Linked DNA regions of Homo sapiens: region 2 is linked to region 1. The links are chromatin loops, found by intact Hi-C in ENCODE. Cell type or tissue: breast epithelium. All regions are shown on one strand. Links, peaks and the distances in the headings refer to the core of each region. The heading gives the core; the rest is flanking DNA.

What was found. Peaks named below come from ENCODE experiments on the same cell type or tissue, not always from the same donor. Only the 100,000 strongest peaks of a DNase experiment are listed, where the experiment ranks them.
Region 2: a loop joins it to region 1, with 18 times the contacts of the local background. A loop is called at or near these places in 37 of 110 quality-filtered maps.

What each region holds. Positions count from the first base shown.
Region 1 is chr9:121,670,882-121,679,204 of GRCh38, forward strand. DAB2IP (DAB2 interacting protein) reads left to right here. Exons shown (of 16, transcript NM_001395010.1): 2 at 7,797-7,900. Among named protein-coding and RNA genes, the nearest start is that of DAB2IP, 23 kb to the left of the region's middle. In breast epithelium, for the core only: no CTCF peak of the experiment used is centred there; no DNase peak of the experiment used is centred there; H3K27ac peaks cover 1,066 bases.
Region 2 is chr9:121,559,725-121,568,047 of GRCh38, forward strand. It overlaps LOC107987016 (a long non-coding RNA gene), which reads right to left and starts at 7,260. Exons shown (of 2, transcript XR_001746560.2): 1 at 7,127-7,260. It also overlaps a transcript of DAB2IP not described here. In breast epithelium, for the core only: no CTCF peak of the experiment used is centred there; no DNase peak of the experiment used is centred there; H3K4me3 peaks cover 1,234 bases; H3K27ac peaks cover 1,241 bases.

The sequences.
Region 1 (8,323 bases), core at 311-8,310:
GTGGCTGAGGCCTGTAATCCAAGCACTTTGGGAGGCCGAGGCAGGAGGATCGCGAGGTCAAGAGATCGAGACCATCCTGGCCAACATGGTGAAACCCCGTCTCTACTAAAAATACAAAAATTAGCTGAGCATGGTGGCACACACCTGTAGTCCCAGCTACTCGGGATGCTGAGGCAGGAGAACCGCTTGAACCTGGGAGGTGGTGATTGCAGTGAGCCGAGATCGTGCCACTGCACTGCAGCCTGGCAACAGAGTGAGACTCCGTCTAAAAAAAACAAAAAACAAAACAAAACAAAGAACAAAAATTAGCCGGGCATGGTGGTGCATGCCTGTAATCCCAGCTACTCAGAAGGCTGAGGCAAGAGAATTGCTTGAACCCAGGAGGCGAAGGTTGCAGTGAGCTGAGATTGCACCACTGCATTCCAGCCTGGGCGACTGACCTAGACTCCATCTCAAAACAACAACAACAACAAATTCTTATCATTAGATTATTCTCACCTCGATAATTCAGGATGATTTCCCATCTCAAAATCCTTAACCTCAACCACATCTGCCAAGTTCCTTTTGCCATGTAAGGCAACATATTCACAGGTTCTGGGAATTAAGAGTGTGGACTTCTTTGGGGGACCATCATTCTGCCTTACTCATTCTGGATGTAACACAGTTTGTTTAACCATTCATCTATAGAAGGATGTTTGGTTGTTTCCAGTTTTGGGGCTATTAAAAATAAAGGTGCTGTGAACATTCTTGTAAAAAAAAATGGTATATAAGTGGATTACACACCATTTCCTTTTGCAACTGATTTTTTTCACTCGACATCATATTTCTGAGTTGTATTCATGTTGATCTCTATAGCTCTAGGTCCTTTGTAGTGCCATTGTGTTCCATGTGAATAGTGTCCTCCCTTCCTTGCTGTGTAATGTTCTATTGAATGACTGTTCCCCTATTGGTGGACATTTAGGTTGCTTCTAACTTTTTGCTGCTACAAAGAGTGCTGCGGTCAGTATCTTTGTGCAGATCTCCACGTGTGCAGGATGAAGCAGTTTTCTTGACTGGATGAGTAGGAGGGAAGGTTCTGGCCCTAGCACATATGTGTTGTCGGTTCCTACTGGCTATTGTGTAATTGTTCTTCAAGCCCTTTTCACTCCATCAGCAGTGATGAAAGTGTTCTGTGCATCTCTGCCAACATTTGGAGTCGCAGTTCTTTTTAATTTCTAGACTGGTTTCTTTTTCATTTCTTTTACTTAGTTTCTTTTAAATTCTGGACTGGTCTAGGACCTTTCCAAAAGGTATGAAATGGCATCTGAGACTTTTAATTTGCATTTTCCCGATCACTGCCGAGGACACAGGGACACCCCAGTCCAGCACCTCCTTGTTCTACACTCTTGCTGACTTCTTTTCTCCTGACGTTAGCGTTAAGAGGTTGCTGCCTCTACCTGCCTTTAAGTATTAAGATCTGGGCGATGCAACCCGACAACTGAAATTTGGTGTCTTGTCTGAAATTACAGGATGTTCCTCAGGCCGCCGTGTTTCCATGGGAACAAGTAACAGTCATCCTTCATGATTAGGTGGTAACCATGGCAACCAAGCCAGCAGCATTTGAATGAAACTGATTTTATTTTATTTATTTTTTGCAAACACATGAAGGTTAAAATGCATTTCTCCAGCTGTGGCTTCCAAGAATAGGAAGACAGCCTGGTAAATGGAGACCCTTTCCACCTCCTAGAGGAAAGGGGATCCAGGATCAGCTGGTCCCATGGCCTAATTTTGCAGACTAGGTGACCGAGAGGTCACATAGAAGTCATGCAATGAGTTTGAGCCGAGGAGGAAAGACTGCTGGATCATGCTCGAAGGTCTGGGGCGCACTCTTAAGAGATCGGCTGGGTCTCCCTTCCCGTGATCTAACCCTAGGAATGCCACTTTCATACTGTGTGATCTTAGCAGATTCACTTCACCTCTCTGGGTTTCTACTGGCACCAGCTGTGGTGCTAGACCTATGGGACCATGAGGCCAGGCCTCCCAGTGTCTGTTTGCCCAAATTAGAAAAGATTTGCTGCAAAATGAAAGGCCAAAGGCAGCATGCTGGGGCCTAGGACCCCGAGGCTGAATCCCCAGGGTCCAGAGTTAGAACTCAGGGTCAGTTCCCTGCCTTCTTTTCCTGTGTAAAATAATAGAGGGTGTGTGTGTGTTTTTACTTGGTTCCAAGGACTGGAGATGACCACTGCTCTTACTCCCTGACTCATTGGATTGATGAAATCAGCTCAGAGAGAGAAAGGGGCAGCCATGGAGTCACACAGCAGAGTCAGGGTTGAATCCAGGCTCCTGGTGTCAGCTTGGCTCCTCACCCAACCCCATGCTCCATGTCCCCTCCATCTTCTCTGGGGCTGGAAGTGTGGGTTTGGGGGCAGTTTAAGGGACTTTCGGCATATACTCTTGCTTCTTCCCTGGAGGACTTTTAGAGGTAGTCACTTTTGCTTCTCAGAACTTCAGTTTCTCCATCTGGAAAATGGAACTCACTATAGAGCTGCCCAGGTTGTCCTGTGGGATTACATTTGAAAGGGTCCAGAACATGCATTCTCAGCAGGGGCGAGATTGCCCCTAAGTGGGCAAAAAGTTGGTTCTTGGGCTAGAAGATGAAAAAAAACCTTTCTGTACAAAGCCCAGTATACACACAGTACATAAAAGATACTGTATGTCTGTGATATTAAAATTTTATGGAGGGGAAATTAGGAAAAAAGTGTCTAAGAAGACTTTTAAGGGAGAGCGACAATGAAAAAACATTGAGAAACGTGGGTCCAGAACCCAGCGATCCATGTCTTCATTAACTTTGTGTTTAGAGCTTACGGCAGGTGGCTGGCTCCGTGGGGAAGGTGTGTGGGGTGTCAGGTCAGGAGAGAGCCTGGCCTGGCCCAGACTCTGCCCTCGATGTTCAGTGTGACCACGGGCACATCACAGCTCCTCTCAGGGCCTGGTTTCCCCATCTGTGGGTAAAGGAGGTCCCATCAGCTCCATGGGTGACTCCCAGGCAGTTGAGCTCCCACCTGGTGGATCAGTTCAGGGTCTGGAGAAAAGCAGGTGGTGCCTCAGACTATGGTGATTAGAGGAGCGTTTAATAGAGGGGCTGCTTATGAAGGCGTGGGCAGGCCTCGGGAACCACGGGGCAGTGCAGGACCCCAAAGCTAGGGACAGCGGGGGCTGCTTCCCTGAGGCCCCATGGAGGAGGGGAGAGCGTGGTTGCTGGGAGGCAAAGGTCCAGAAGATAGGGTCATCCCGATGGTGGCTGGGACCTTCCGTGGAGGAGGCAGGCAGCCCAGATGACTCTCCCTCCTCCCCTCATCTCTTGCCAGGGTTCCTCTTTGGCCAAACCACATGGAAGTTGAGGGTCTAGAAGCTCAGATCATAAAGTCTATACAGGCCAGTGCCCTGGAGCAGAAGGCAGTGCACAGAGACGTGGAGAATGGAACTAGGGGCCACACAGGAGATACCTGGGAAGGTGCCCCAGGTTTCCCTCCAGTTTCGTATGGAGTGCAGGCCTTGCCCTGGGTGTGGGCTGGGAGACTGGAGAGGTCAGGGAGGAGAGCCAGCCGCCCTGTGCAGGAGGGAGAGTGGGCCCCTATCCTCCGGCCACCTGGGATCCTTGCGGCCTTCCTAGCTTCTCAGGTGGAGGGGTGTAGCCAGGGCTTCTGAATGGAAGTTAAAGACTTCTGGGAGCACTCTTTGCTATAGACCTGTTGTTGAGGGATCACACACACATTTCTTTGCTTCTGGTCTCAGCTTCATCATCTGTCGAATGGGAGATTGGACCAAGCAACCTCTGAGAGCTTCCTGGCCCAGACCCAGGAGGCAAGAGGCAGGATTCTGGGCATCAGTGTTGGTCTCAGTGGAAAGACATCCTCACCGGGCACCCAGTGTTCTACCAGGGCACTCCATGCACCTCTTGCCTGGAGTGGTGAGGGCCCACCTACCCAGGAAAGTGTAAAGCTGTGGCCAGGGTGGTGTGTGTGTGTGTGTGTGGTGTGTGTGTGTGTATGTGTCAGGAGAGGGAGGGTAGTTCCTGGAAGCTCCAGCTGCTTTTGTCCTGGTGATCCCAAGACCCCTGTGGGGCAGCCTGACTCTGCCAACCAGGTTCCATAACTGCAGTGGGTACCCCGTGTTTGTTGGTTTGATGGAGGCATCTTGACTAAGCACTGCAGGGTGCCTGGCTCTGGGTGGGGGTGGGAAACAGACAACCCATCTTCCTGCTGAGTCGCCAAGTAGCAAGTCTGCAGGGCTGACTGATGTGCGGGGTTGTGAGTCATCCTTCCTAAAGTGATCTGGGCGCCCCCAGCATTGCCCCAGAGCTCAAAGGATGACAGTTCCCGCAGGAGGCCATTCCAGGGAAGAGAATTCTAGGGAGGGGGAGAGCATAGGTAAAGGTGTGGAGGTGGGACATTCCTGCATCGTGGCAGGTACAGCAAAGAGGGTTAGCAAGAACAGAAGCCAGAGAGTGTGTGAGGTAGAATGGCTTTCGGTGCCAAGGTGAGGAGTCCCTTCTTTCTGAGGGCATTGAGGGCATTAGAAGCAGTCGGGCTTAGGGTCCTGACTGTGCCTGGCACTGCCCATCTCCCACTTCTACCGCTTTCCCTAGAAAGGTGGCTGAACCCGGGGGTCTGCCTCTGGCTAAGGTTTGCATCCTGAGACTAAGCCCTGAGTACCTCCTATGCGTTGGCCCCTTGGCTGGGTGTTGGGACCCATGGGACTTAAGGCTGAAGGAGCCATGGACTCGGTCCAGACACACTGGACCCTCATTCCTGTTGTGGTGCTCAGTAGCCCTGTGACCTTGGGCTGGTGACTGCACCCTGAGCCTCAGCTTCTGCTCTGGTCATTGGTAGCTTGGCTGAGTATAGCAGATGGGACACAGGTTATGGGTGACAGCCTCCCAGAGGGAGGTGGCATGTGCTGTCACAGAGGACAGGAGGGTGCTCCAGGTGGGTGGTGCGAAGGGGTGAGAGATGAAGGCAGACAGGAAAGCATGGGAAGAATTTTCCTAGCAAAACCTCCAGAAAGAGTGGTTATCCCCTGACTGTGACTAGAGAGATTGTGGAGGAGGAGGTCCAAGGAAAGTTCTAAGCAGGAAGCACCGTGCGGGAACAGCAAGGGCCTTAAGAGACGGCGCCAGGCTGAGGATGAGCCATGTGGGAAGGGAGCTTTTCTGGAAGAGGCGCCTGGGGCTGGATGGTCTGGACCTGGTGTCAATGCCTGCCCCAGGCCTGCCTGGAGGTCAGCGGGCCTGAACCAGTCTCAGGACAGCTTTGCCTGCTTGGCCATGAGCCAAGGCTCAGGATGAAGCCTGTGCTTCTGTGGACTCCTGTCCATGTGACTGTGTGGAGGGAATGGCCTGGAAAGCACACAGTGCCCCAGCATCCTGTTCTGCCTTCTGGAAAGCCTGCTCCTTGTGTGAACCCCATGTCATCTGTCCTGTGTGTGTGTGCGCACGTCCCCTGCTCAGTAGGTACCTGGGGTGGGTCTGGGAGTGTACACATTGGAGTATCTGCATGAATATAAACATGCACATGTGTTTGTCTGGGCATTACCGTCTCACTCCACACCCCTGTGTGTTCACACCTACCAGGGAAACCTCTGCCCTGTCCTTCTTCTCCCTTGCGAGTCAACAGGTCTTTCCCAGGCACCCCCCACGCACCAGGCTCCATGCAGGGTGCTGGGGAGGTGGAGATGCAACCAGCTTAGGCGTAGGTGTTAGGAGTTCTGCAGACGCACACACACACACACACTCACACACACACGCACACACACTGCAAATGAGAGCGTTGATAGGAGACTCAGGTCTAGTTATTGCTGTAGGAGCCAAAAGCGAGGCAAGAGCTGGAAGTAGAGGGGGTCACCCAGGACCTCCTCCAGGGCCTGCAGGATGGACCAGGCTGGGGAAGGGGAGCAGGAAGGGAGTCCTCTGTTGGGGGCCACCTCTGGAGCAATGGCAAAGAGGCAGCTGGTGCCACGCTGTTGTGGGGGAACCAGTGAGGAAAGTGGCCAGGTTGGCAGGTTGGACAGACTCAGGAGGTTTTATGTAGGTGTGCTAAGGCCATGACTAAAAGTTTTCAATGAGCTGTCACCATTTAAGAGTCAGAATACTTCATATTTTGAAAAACCCAGATTATCAGCCTCTCTTGAACCATGGCAGCTATGGCTGCCCTGAGCCCCTCCTTGTGATGTAGCAGTAACCAATTAGCGCCGAGTGGCTGGCTGCTTTCCTAGATTCTGGATTTCCTGCTGGCCTCTGTAGGCCTCCCAAGTTTAAAGCCTCTGGAAAATAACTGGAAGCCAGAAGTCACAGATTCTCATGTTTGAAAAAACGTGGGGGCTGACATAGTGGCTGAGCCCTGTAATCCCAGCACTTTGGGAGGCCAAGGTGGGAGGATCGCTTGAGGCCAGGAGTTTGAGACCAGCTTGGGCAACAAAGGAAACCCCCATCTCTACAATTTTTTTTAAAAAAATTAGATAGGTGTGTTGGGGTGTGCCTGTGGTCCCAGCTACTTGGGAGGCTGAGGCAGGAGGATTGCTCGAGCCTAGGAGTTCTAGGCTGGTTGAGTATGATTGCATCACTGCACTCCAGCCTGAGCGAAAGAGTGAGACCCTGACTCTAAAACAAACAGAAAACTTGAGAAGTCATCCAAGCTCCCCAAGTGTGGCATCCCAGGAGATGGCTCAGTTATCTGTCTGCTTATATGCCTCCAGTGACAGGGAGCCCACTACATTACAAGGAGTGGGGGTTTTGGGGAACCTTTCCCCCCGCTTTTTTTTGAGACAGAGTCTCACTCTGCTGCCCAGGCTGGAGTGCAGTGGCACGATCTTGGGTCACTGCAACTTTCGCCTCCCGGGTTCAAGTGATTCTCCCACCTCAGCCTCCCGAGTAGCTAGGACTACAGGCACACAACACCACACCTGGCTAATTTTTGTATTGTCAGTAGAGACAGGGTTTCACCATGTTGACCAGGCTGGTTTCGAACTCCTGACCTCAGGTGATCCTCCCGCCTCGGCCTTCCAAAGTGCTGGGATCACAGGTGTGAGCCACTGTGCCAGGCCTTTTTCCCCCCTTTTTAAAAAATTGCGATAAAATATGTAAAACATAAAAGTTATCATTTTAACTAGTTTTAAGTGTACAATTCAGTGGCATGAAGTCCATTTGTAATGTTCTGCAACCATCACCACTATCCATTCCTAAAACTCTTCATCACCCTTTACAGAAACTCTGTACCATTAAGCAATAACTCCTTGTTCCCCTCTCTCATCAGCCTCTGCTAACTTCAAATCTGCTTTCTGTCTCTACGAATTGGCCTCTTCTAGATAGTTCATATAAATGGGATCATACAAAATATGTCCTTTTGGGTTACTCAGCGTAATGTTTTCAAGGTCCATCCACATTACAGCTTAAATCAGAACTTCATTCCTTTTTAGAGCAGAATGGTATTCCTTTGCATGTCAGTACCATGTGTGTGTGTCCATTCTTCTGCTGATGGACCCTTGGGTTTCCACCATTTGGCTGTTGTGAACATTTGCATACAGGTATTTGAGTACTTGTTTTCAATTATTTTGGGTTATACCCAGGAGTGGAATTGCTGGGTCATGTGGTACTTGTATTTTTAATTTTTGGAGGAACTGCCAGACTTTTCCATAGTGCCTGGACCATTTTCTAGGGACCGGTTTGTCTGTTGTCCTGACTGGGATGGGAGTGGCAGGAGGCCCTAGCTGTGTGGCCTTGGCTGTTCTTGTTCAACCTCTCTCTCCTCCTCTGTTGGCAGAGTCGCCTCAAGAAAGGCCGGGCTCTCGGCGCAGCCTGCCTGGCAGCCTTTCCGAGAAGAGCCCCAGCATGGAGCCCTCGGCCGCCACGCCGTTCCGGGTCACGGTAACTATCTCTGCGTCACCAACACCGCCACTGCCACCACCATCACCACCTCGCCCGGGGTGCTGCTCTGTGACCCCACGGCCCCCCTTCCTGGAGCCTCATGGACCCGGAGAGCATCCGGCCTCCCTTGCTCTAGGTATCCGATCCCTCAGCTGCTCCCATCTCCGTGGCTCAGCCCTGGTCCCGGGGGCCACATGGGGGGTCCCATCCTGAGAGGGAGGGGGCAGGTGGAGGACAGACAGCACCGAAGGCTATGGGGCCCAGCGCTGAGCTGGCCCGGAAAGAGAAGAGGCTCTTGTTAGTTTAGATAAATGTACCCTTGAGGGCGCACACACACTGTGCTTCTGCAACCCCGAAAAGATGCACTATTTTTGTTTCCATATATTTTAACACCTCTCATGGCATACCATAATTTAAATCTTT
Region 2 (8,323 bases), core at 150-8,149, 110 kb before region 1:
GGGATACAGACTGGAGCTTCCATGAAAGTAGGGGCTGGAGAATGATACACAAATAAATATATAAATAATGTCAGGTGGGATCCGAAGGGCCAGGAAGAAAACTAAAGCCGGGACAGGGGCAGACAGAGCCATGGGAGAGGCAGGGATGCAGGGGTCATGATATCTTAGAGAGGGTAATCAGGGGAGCCTCTAAAGGAGGCAGCATATGGCCAGGACCTGAACACGGGGGAGGGGGCTCTCATCCCAAGCAGAAGAAATAGAGGGACCTGTAATCCCAGCATTTTGGGAGGTGGAGTTGAGCAGATCATCTGAGGTCAGGAGTTCCAGACCAGCCTGGCTAAAATGGTGAAACCCGTCTCTACTAAAAATATGAAAATTAGCCAGGCATGGCGGCACACACCTGTAATCCCAGCTACTCAGGAAGCTGAGGCAGGAGAATCACTTGAACTTGGGAGGCAGACGTTGCAGTGAGCTGAGGTCGGGCCACTGCACTCCAGCCTGGGTGACAGAGTAACACTCCATCTCAAAAAAAAAAAAAGAATAAGAAAAAAAGAAGAAATAGGGAAGCCCTGAGGTGAGATGCACCTGGCAGTGCAAAGAAAAACTGGGAGGCCCATGTGGTTGGGGGAGGGGGGAGAGGAAGAGGGAGAAAGGAAAAGGAGAGAAGGGAAAGGAGGAGAGAGGGAGGGAGACAAGGAGAGAGGGGAAAGAGATGGGAGGAGGGGGAGATGAGCTGGTGGGCAGATTTTGCAGGGCCTGGCAGGCTGTGCTATGGGCTATGGATTTTAGATTCACTGAGCACCTCCTCTGGTCCAACTTCTATTTTTTTTTTTTTTTTTTTTTTTTTTTGCGATGTAGTTTTGCTCTTGTTGGCCAGGCTGGAGTGCAATGGTGCGATCTCAGCTCACCGCAACCTCTGCCTCCCGGATTCAAGTGATTCTCCTGCCTCAGTCTCCTGAGTAGCTGGGATTACAGGCACCCGCCACCATGTCCGGCTAATTTTGTATTTTTAGTAGAGACAGGATTTCTCCACGTTGGTCGGGCTGGTCTCGAACTCCCGACCTCAGGTGATCCGCCACCTCGGCCTCCCAAAGTGCTGGGATTATAGGCATAAGCCACCTCTCCTGGCCCCAAGTTCCATTTTAAGTTCTACCTGAATTAACTCATTAGTTCTCCTAATGGCTCTCCAGGCATGGCCTATTTTTATCCTCGATTACAGATGAGGAAACAGAGGCACTAAGGAGTGAAATCACTTGCCCAGGGTCATCCAGCTGGAAAATGGGGAGCTGGGATTTGGACCCAGGCAGGCTGATATCAGATCCTGAGCTCCAAATCACTAAGCTCTGCTACCTGTCCTTGGGGTGAGAAACCCAGTCGGGAGGCACCGGAGCCAGAGCCGACGCCGGATTCCAGCCCACGTGGGTCTGGCTAAATGGCTAGGGTCCGTGTCCTGCAGACGAGTGGTGCTGGGTTGAGGAAAGTGCCCCCGCCTTAGGTCAGTCTCCACCCTGGCTCCGAATCTCAGGAAGAGTAAGACATTCTGAGCCCTCTATGGGTTCCATTTGGCCTTCAATAGCAGGATGTAGCTAGAAAATCAGTGGCTTACTCATTGGCTTACATCTGTAATCCCAGCACTCTGGGCAGATCCCTTGAGGCCAGGAGTTTGAGACCAGCCTGGCCAACATGGTGAGACCCCATCTCTACAAAAAATACAAAATTAGCCAGGTACAGATGCGTGTGCCTCTAATTCCAGCTACTTGGTAGGCTGAAGAATGAGAATTGCTGGAGCCTGGGAGGCGAAGCTTGCAGTGAGCTGAGATTGCGCCACTGCACTCCAGCCTAGGGCACAGAGCAACACTCTGTCTCAACAAAACAAAACAAAACAAAAATCAGAACTCACAGCAGGAAAATAACCTGAAAGCAAACACAGCCAGGCTGTCACACATTTGCATGCCTTGATACACAGTAGTGCCACATGCCCGTCCTCCTCCAGTCTGCCTGATGAACTCCTCTTCATCCCTCATAGTCCAACTGGGCTGGCCCCACCTCTGCAAAGGCTTTCTGGATCCGGCTGAGCAGATCACTCCTCTCTCATGCTGCTCCTTTACCCTAGACCTGTCTTCTTACAGCTTTTAGGCCCCTGGGTTTTGGTTTCAATTATTCCTTTGTGTTTGGCTCCCCCATCTCCACCCAGCCCAGGCCTTGGCAGGGGCAGAGGGGGTGAGTGGGGCAGATGCCACATCTTGCTGTGCCACCCTCACTGGCCACATCCTCCCCAACAGGGCAGCCAATGAACAAGCTGGCCACCAGGTGCTGCTGTCTCTCCCTGATGCCCACTGAAGGACCCTGGTCCACCCACTCCCTCCTGCTGACATCCCTCCACGCAGCCAGACTCGGGGGGCCAGCTGCCACCAGTGACTCCTCAGCTCCTTCCTTTACATGGAGTGACAGGTCATGTCTGGAACCTGGGAATTCCTGCTGCTGCTGGAACAGGATCATGCAGTGGGCTGGTGGGAGCTATGGCTCCCAGAGCTATGCCCTCTGTCCCCACCACTCCACTGAGCTCTGATCCCGCAGCCAGTAGTGACCTGCCGGACATCGCCACATGTCTGTCTACATTTCTCAAACTTATCGTCACCACAGCAGAGTTCCCTCTGCCCAGCCCTACCCCTCTCTACACAGCCTCTCCCAGCTCCATGGACCAATCCACTTGCTCAGGCCAAGAGCCTCAGAGTCTGCCTGGACATGTTTCTTTTCTCTTCCTCCACATCTGTCAGGCTGTGCGTGAGGTCCCCACATATATCTTTTTTTTCTTTTTCAAGACTGAGTCTCACTCTGTCACCCAAGCTGGAGTGCAATGATGTAATCTCAGCTCACTGCAACTTCCGCTTCCTGGGTTCAAGTGATTCTCCTGCCTCAGCCTCCCGAGTAGCTGGTATTGCAGATGCCCAGCATCACACCCAGCTAATTTTTGTATTTTCAGTAGAGACGAGGGTTCAACATGTTGGCCAGGCTGGTCTTGAACTCCTGACCTCACGTGATCCGCCTACCTCGGCCTCCCAAAGTGCTGGGATTACAAGTGTGAGCCACCGTGCCCGGCCCCCACATGTATCCTGAATCTGTTTACTTTTCCCCACCTTTGCTACCAACACCCTGGTTGAGGTCTTTCTCCTTAGGGACCACAGCAGTGACCCACTGGCTTCCTGCATCCTCTTTGGCCACTCCTCCGGCCACCTTCCCCTTGTAGCCAGGGAACCTCTCATGTCACTCTCCTGCTTCAACCTGCAATGGCTCCCACATCCCCTGGCCCACAAGGTCCTTGGAGAGGTGGCCTCTGTGACCTTCCCCTCTTCTCCTGGACTACTCTTCCAGCGGTTCCCAGCCCTGGCCATGCTGGCCATCGTTCCTACCCTCCTGCTCAGCCAGCTCACTCTCACCCCGGCTTTGCAGCAGCTCTGCCCACTCCTGGATGCTCGGCCCCTGAACTCTGCATGGCTGGCTTCTGTTTGCCTGGCAGGTTGCTGCTTGGATATCACCTGCTCTGTTGTGCAGCCCCCATGTAATTCTCTGAATAGCACTCCTTTCTACCAGACAGCGTGCGTGTCTCCCCCCAGCTAGGGTGGAAATTCAAAGGAGCAGGGACACCCACCATCCCAGGCCTTCTACAGGGCCGGGCACAAAATCAGACTCAACAACAGCTGGTGGAATGAATAAAAGAACAGAGGGGGCTTGCACGCGCTTTGCCGCCACACTGGGAATTTTGCAAACACAGGCGCCTTTTGACCCAGCAAGTTGATGTCTAGGGTTTTCTCCTAAGGAGATCAGTAGACAGATGCCCACAGAAGTACAGTCAAGATAGTCCTTGCAGCGTTGCTTGTCATCATGACTACTGGCAGCAACCTAGGTGTCCATCAATAGGGGATTGGCTCAAAGCAGGTGTGACACAGCCAAAGGGTGGAATGTTACGCAGCCACTAAATAGATGGGTCTCTTATCATAAAGGGAGGGAAGCAGAGCCTAGTGCCCGATGTTCAATACGATTAATCCCTGGAGGGTAGGAGCTCTGGTTGTACTTAAACATGTCTAATTCATAACAAGAGGGAAATGGATTGGGAGGTGGGAACTGTCAGGGTCATCCAAGTCTGTACCTTGACTGGTGAAGAAAGTGAGGCCCAGGGAAGCAAGACCCTCTCCCTAGGTCACAGCACTGCCTAGAGGCACAGCCAGAGTTGGGGTCCAGATCTTCTTCCCACTACTTCTGCTCTCAGCAGGTTCTGGGGGTACAGCCAGCCGAGTGAAGGGTGCATCCTGAGCCTCCATGTAGACCCTCAAGTTGAGTCCTTTCTTTTGGAGCCTCAGTTTCCTCATCTGTAAAATGGGCCCATGTTCTCCCACGCTTCCTTTACTAAGCTGGGGAGATGATAAAATTTGTATGAGGAAGAGCAGTGCCCTTTACTGAGTGCTTAGGACACACCCAGACCTGCCCTAAGACTTTGATGCACATTACCCCATTTCATCTGCACAATAACTATCTGAAGTAAGGGCTTGAGTAGCCCCATTCTGCCAACGCGACTCACAAGAGTTGAGTAACTCACCGAGTGGCACCCAGCTAGTTGGTGGCAGAGCCTGGATATAAATCCAGATGGTCAATTTCAGCCCCATCCTGCTAACCACCACATTCTATCTGAAAAGAGACCACGTGTGCATATGTACAAATGGACACGCAGATCCCCTGGGGCCTTGGAGGACTAGGGAGACCTGGACCTGAATCCGTCCACTGGCTAGTGGTCCAAGGACCTGATTTCCCCCTTCTGCCTCCTCAACCCCCAGTCTGCCCTACCCACTGATTAGAGCCAGGGAGCCTGGTGCCTGCAGCTAGCCTGGGTAGGGCCAGTCTCCCTGTAATTAAGGCAGCGGGAGGTTGGGAGCTGGGATCCCTGTCATCCGAGGTTGGGGAGGAGGGGTGACGAGTGACTGAAGGAACCTCCCTGTAGCCAGGCCAACCACGTCAGCAGCCACTGGCTGCTCTGGGCAGCAGTGGGTGGCCAGGAGCAAGCCCGGTGGGTTCTTACCTCTCTGCCACCCCTGGCCTGGACCCTCCTGTTAGCCTCCTGCCTTCACTCCCTGTCTCCCTGTATCTCCCTTCTCTAAATGTCTCCTCCACCCCAGCACCAGAGCCATGTCTCCAAAAACCAGGTCACCAAGGCTTGGCTTCTAGTGTTCCAGCCATGCTGTGGGGATAGAGGATTTCTCCTGCTTTCAGAGCAGAGCGTTAAGAAGGCTGCGGGGAGCCGCTTGCAGGAGCTCCCAGGCAGCCATTGAGAAGGAGGTCATTTCCCTGGAACAAATGCCTGCTGGGGCTGTGTGTCACCCTCTGGAACACGCCCACACCCCCAGGCTGGCACTCCAGGCCCTTTCTTGATCTAGCCCAAACCTGCTTATCAGCCCTGACTTCCTCCCAGTCACCTGTCATTTCCATTGTGTGTTACCTTCTTGCCTCCACGCCTTTGCTTGTGCCATTCCCTCTAACTGGGACGCCCTCACTTTTCCCTGCTTGGCCCATCAAATTCTGCTCTTCTTTCTCTGCCCAGTTCAAACACCTCCTCCTCTCGGCAGCCTTCCCTGGTTGAGCCCAAATGAAGCTGTCTCCCATAAGCCCACGGTACTGCCCTGTGGCTTGGGTGGGCTTGTGGGAGAGGAAGATGCAGATTTTTTTTTTTTTTTTTTTTTTTTGAGATGGACTCTCGCTCTGTCGCCCAGGCTGGAGTGCAGTGGCACGATCTTGGCTCACTGCAACCTCCGCCTCCCGGATATAAGTGATTCTCCTGCCTCAGCCTCCCAAGTAGCTGGAATTACAGGCACGCATCGCCACACCAGGCTAATTTTTTGTATTTTTAGTAGAGATATGGGGGTTCACCATGTTGGCCAGGCTGGTCTCTAACTCCTGACCTCAGGTGATCCGCACGCCTCAGCCTCCCAAAGTGCTGGGATTACAGGTGTGAGCCACCACGCCCGCCTAGGAGATGCAGATTGAATGCAGATTGATTGAGATGCATCTTTGTCCTCCCCACCATCCCAGCACCAAGGCTGTGCACTCTCTGGGGTCCAGACCTGCCCTGGTGGTCACTCACAACTGTGGCCTTGGTCAAGTCACATCACCTCTCTAAACTGCATTGTCCCCGTCTGTAAAATAGGAGAACCAGAGTTTCTCCTGGAAGGGACCATAGTGAGGAATGTATGAGACAATGTGGGCAAATACTTGAAATGGTGCTCACCTCTGGTGCCTGCTTAATAAATAGCACCCAGGGTTCCTACAGCTGTGGCCGTGGAGCCTGCATCTCCCTCTCCCCTGGTGGCTTCCCCTCTTTTACAAGGTCACCAGGGAGGCCTTCCCAGAGGACAATCCGGATCATGTCATTCTCACAGACCCTCCTCCAGGCAGGCCTGGAGTCATCCCCAAAGGCTCTGTCCAACCCACTCCTGCCTCTCTCCCTGGCTCCCCCGTCCCATCTCTCACCAGCCTCGCATCATTTGCTCTACTCCAACCACCTGGAACTTATTCGGGGGGGCACTGAACGCCCCACGCACCCTTTCACCTCAGGGCTATTGCACAGGTCACTCCCTCCTTCTGTACCTGGCTAACTCCTTCTCGTCCTTTAGGCCCCAGCTTACGTGCCCATTCCTCCAGGAGGCCTTCCCCGACCACCTCTTCCATCCAGGTGAGGCGCCCCTTCTCTGTTCCTGCAGCTCTTGCACCACACACTGCGCTGCAATGACCTGCTTTCCTGTGAGCTCCAAGAAGCCAGGCACTGTGCCTCGCTCCCTGCTGCAAACTCAGCACCGGGCACGGTGTCTGGTGCAGACTAGATGCTCAAAAAACATTTAGTGACTAACTGAATGGATGGATGAGTCAATTTCTGCATCCCCCACACTGCGGGAAATGTCTGTAGAACAGATTTGAGTGGGAGGTTCCAGCAGGGCCTGGGAGAAGCCCTTGGGGTTTGGGCACTGGGGGTAAACAGAGCAGACCCCCCAACCCCTCCCCTGGGGGGCTGGGCTCCCCGCTTCCTGCAAACCCCCTGGGCCCCAGAGCCGGCTTCCAGATGCTAAGCCCGTCTCAGCCTCACCTCTTAGCTTTTCCATCTGCACAGCCGGGCCAGATCCCCGCAGCCAGCATCACGGGCAGCCAGGCCAACCGTCCCGGCGTCTTCCTATTTTAGACATCTCGCTGCCTCAGTCCCTTCTAATGTTTCCAGCCAGGCTGCGGGGGGAGGAAAAAGAGGTTACTGCTACTTTAAATGTACTGTATGAAGGCGAGGGCTGGAAAGGGGCCTGCTTGCAGGAATACCCAGTCATCTAGTTGGAAAAGCCGCCAGATGGAATACAAAAGGAGGAACCCAGACGCTCATGGAGACAGCCTCGGTTCATAAATCAGGTGGGGCCAGGGGCTGGGGGCCCACACGCCATGGAGCCCGACTCCCTTCTGGACCAAGACGACTCCTACGGTAAGACGGTGCCAGCAAAGTGCAGAGTTGGGGGTTTCAGCCTCTCTGCTCAACAGACTTTTCTCTGCTATAGGAATCTGAGTTGAAGCAGGGAGGCAGTCAGGCATCTGGGCACTGTCTGGTCTTGGGACCCATGGGTGGGCATGGGTGCGTTGGGCTATGAGACTCAGGGCTGGAGGGTCCCTGGAGCGGGCAGCCCCTCAGACTCCAGGCATTGACAAGGTCCAGGGGAGGGAGAGAGAGTTTCTCAGCTGCTTCTGTTTTGCTCCTGGCCAAGAAGGAAAGGAAGGAAGTTTTGCAGCCCCCCTGCCTGTCTGCCTACCTCGCTGTTCGCCAGGCCTGCCCTGTGCTGTGGGGAATTCAATTAGTGCGATCCTGCGGATAAATATAGATGGAAGAGGCAACAGGAACATACCTTGTAATTAAAGGCCAGGGCTCATGCTGAAAGCACTCCCCGTGTGACAGGGCCCCAGTGGCTGCCACCGGAGAGCTGCCCAGGCCACTGGAAGCTCTGCATGCATTATTGGGGGAAAAGTTGCTCGGGACAGAGCCCATGCAGAGTCTGGAAGAGGGATTTATAAGACTCGGAAGGGTTCCTTCGTGGTGGTTTCTGCAGGCCTGGGGCTCCAGCGACGCAGTAACTCAGCTCCTGCACTACTCAGCCTGGCCAGAGAGCTCACATTTGGCTGGGATGCCCGGCACAGCCTGGCTGTCTCTGGACAACCAAGGAGGGACGCAAGAGTGCAAGAGTGTGGCCGAGGCACCGAGGCTGGGCATGGGGGGGTGGGGCAGCAGGTTTTGGGACTCAGCAGGGAGAAG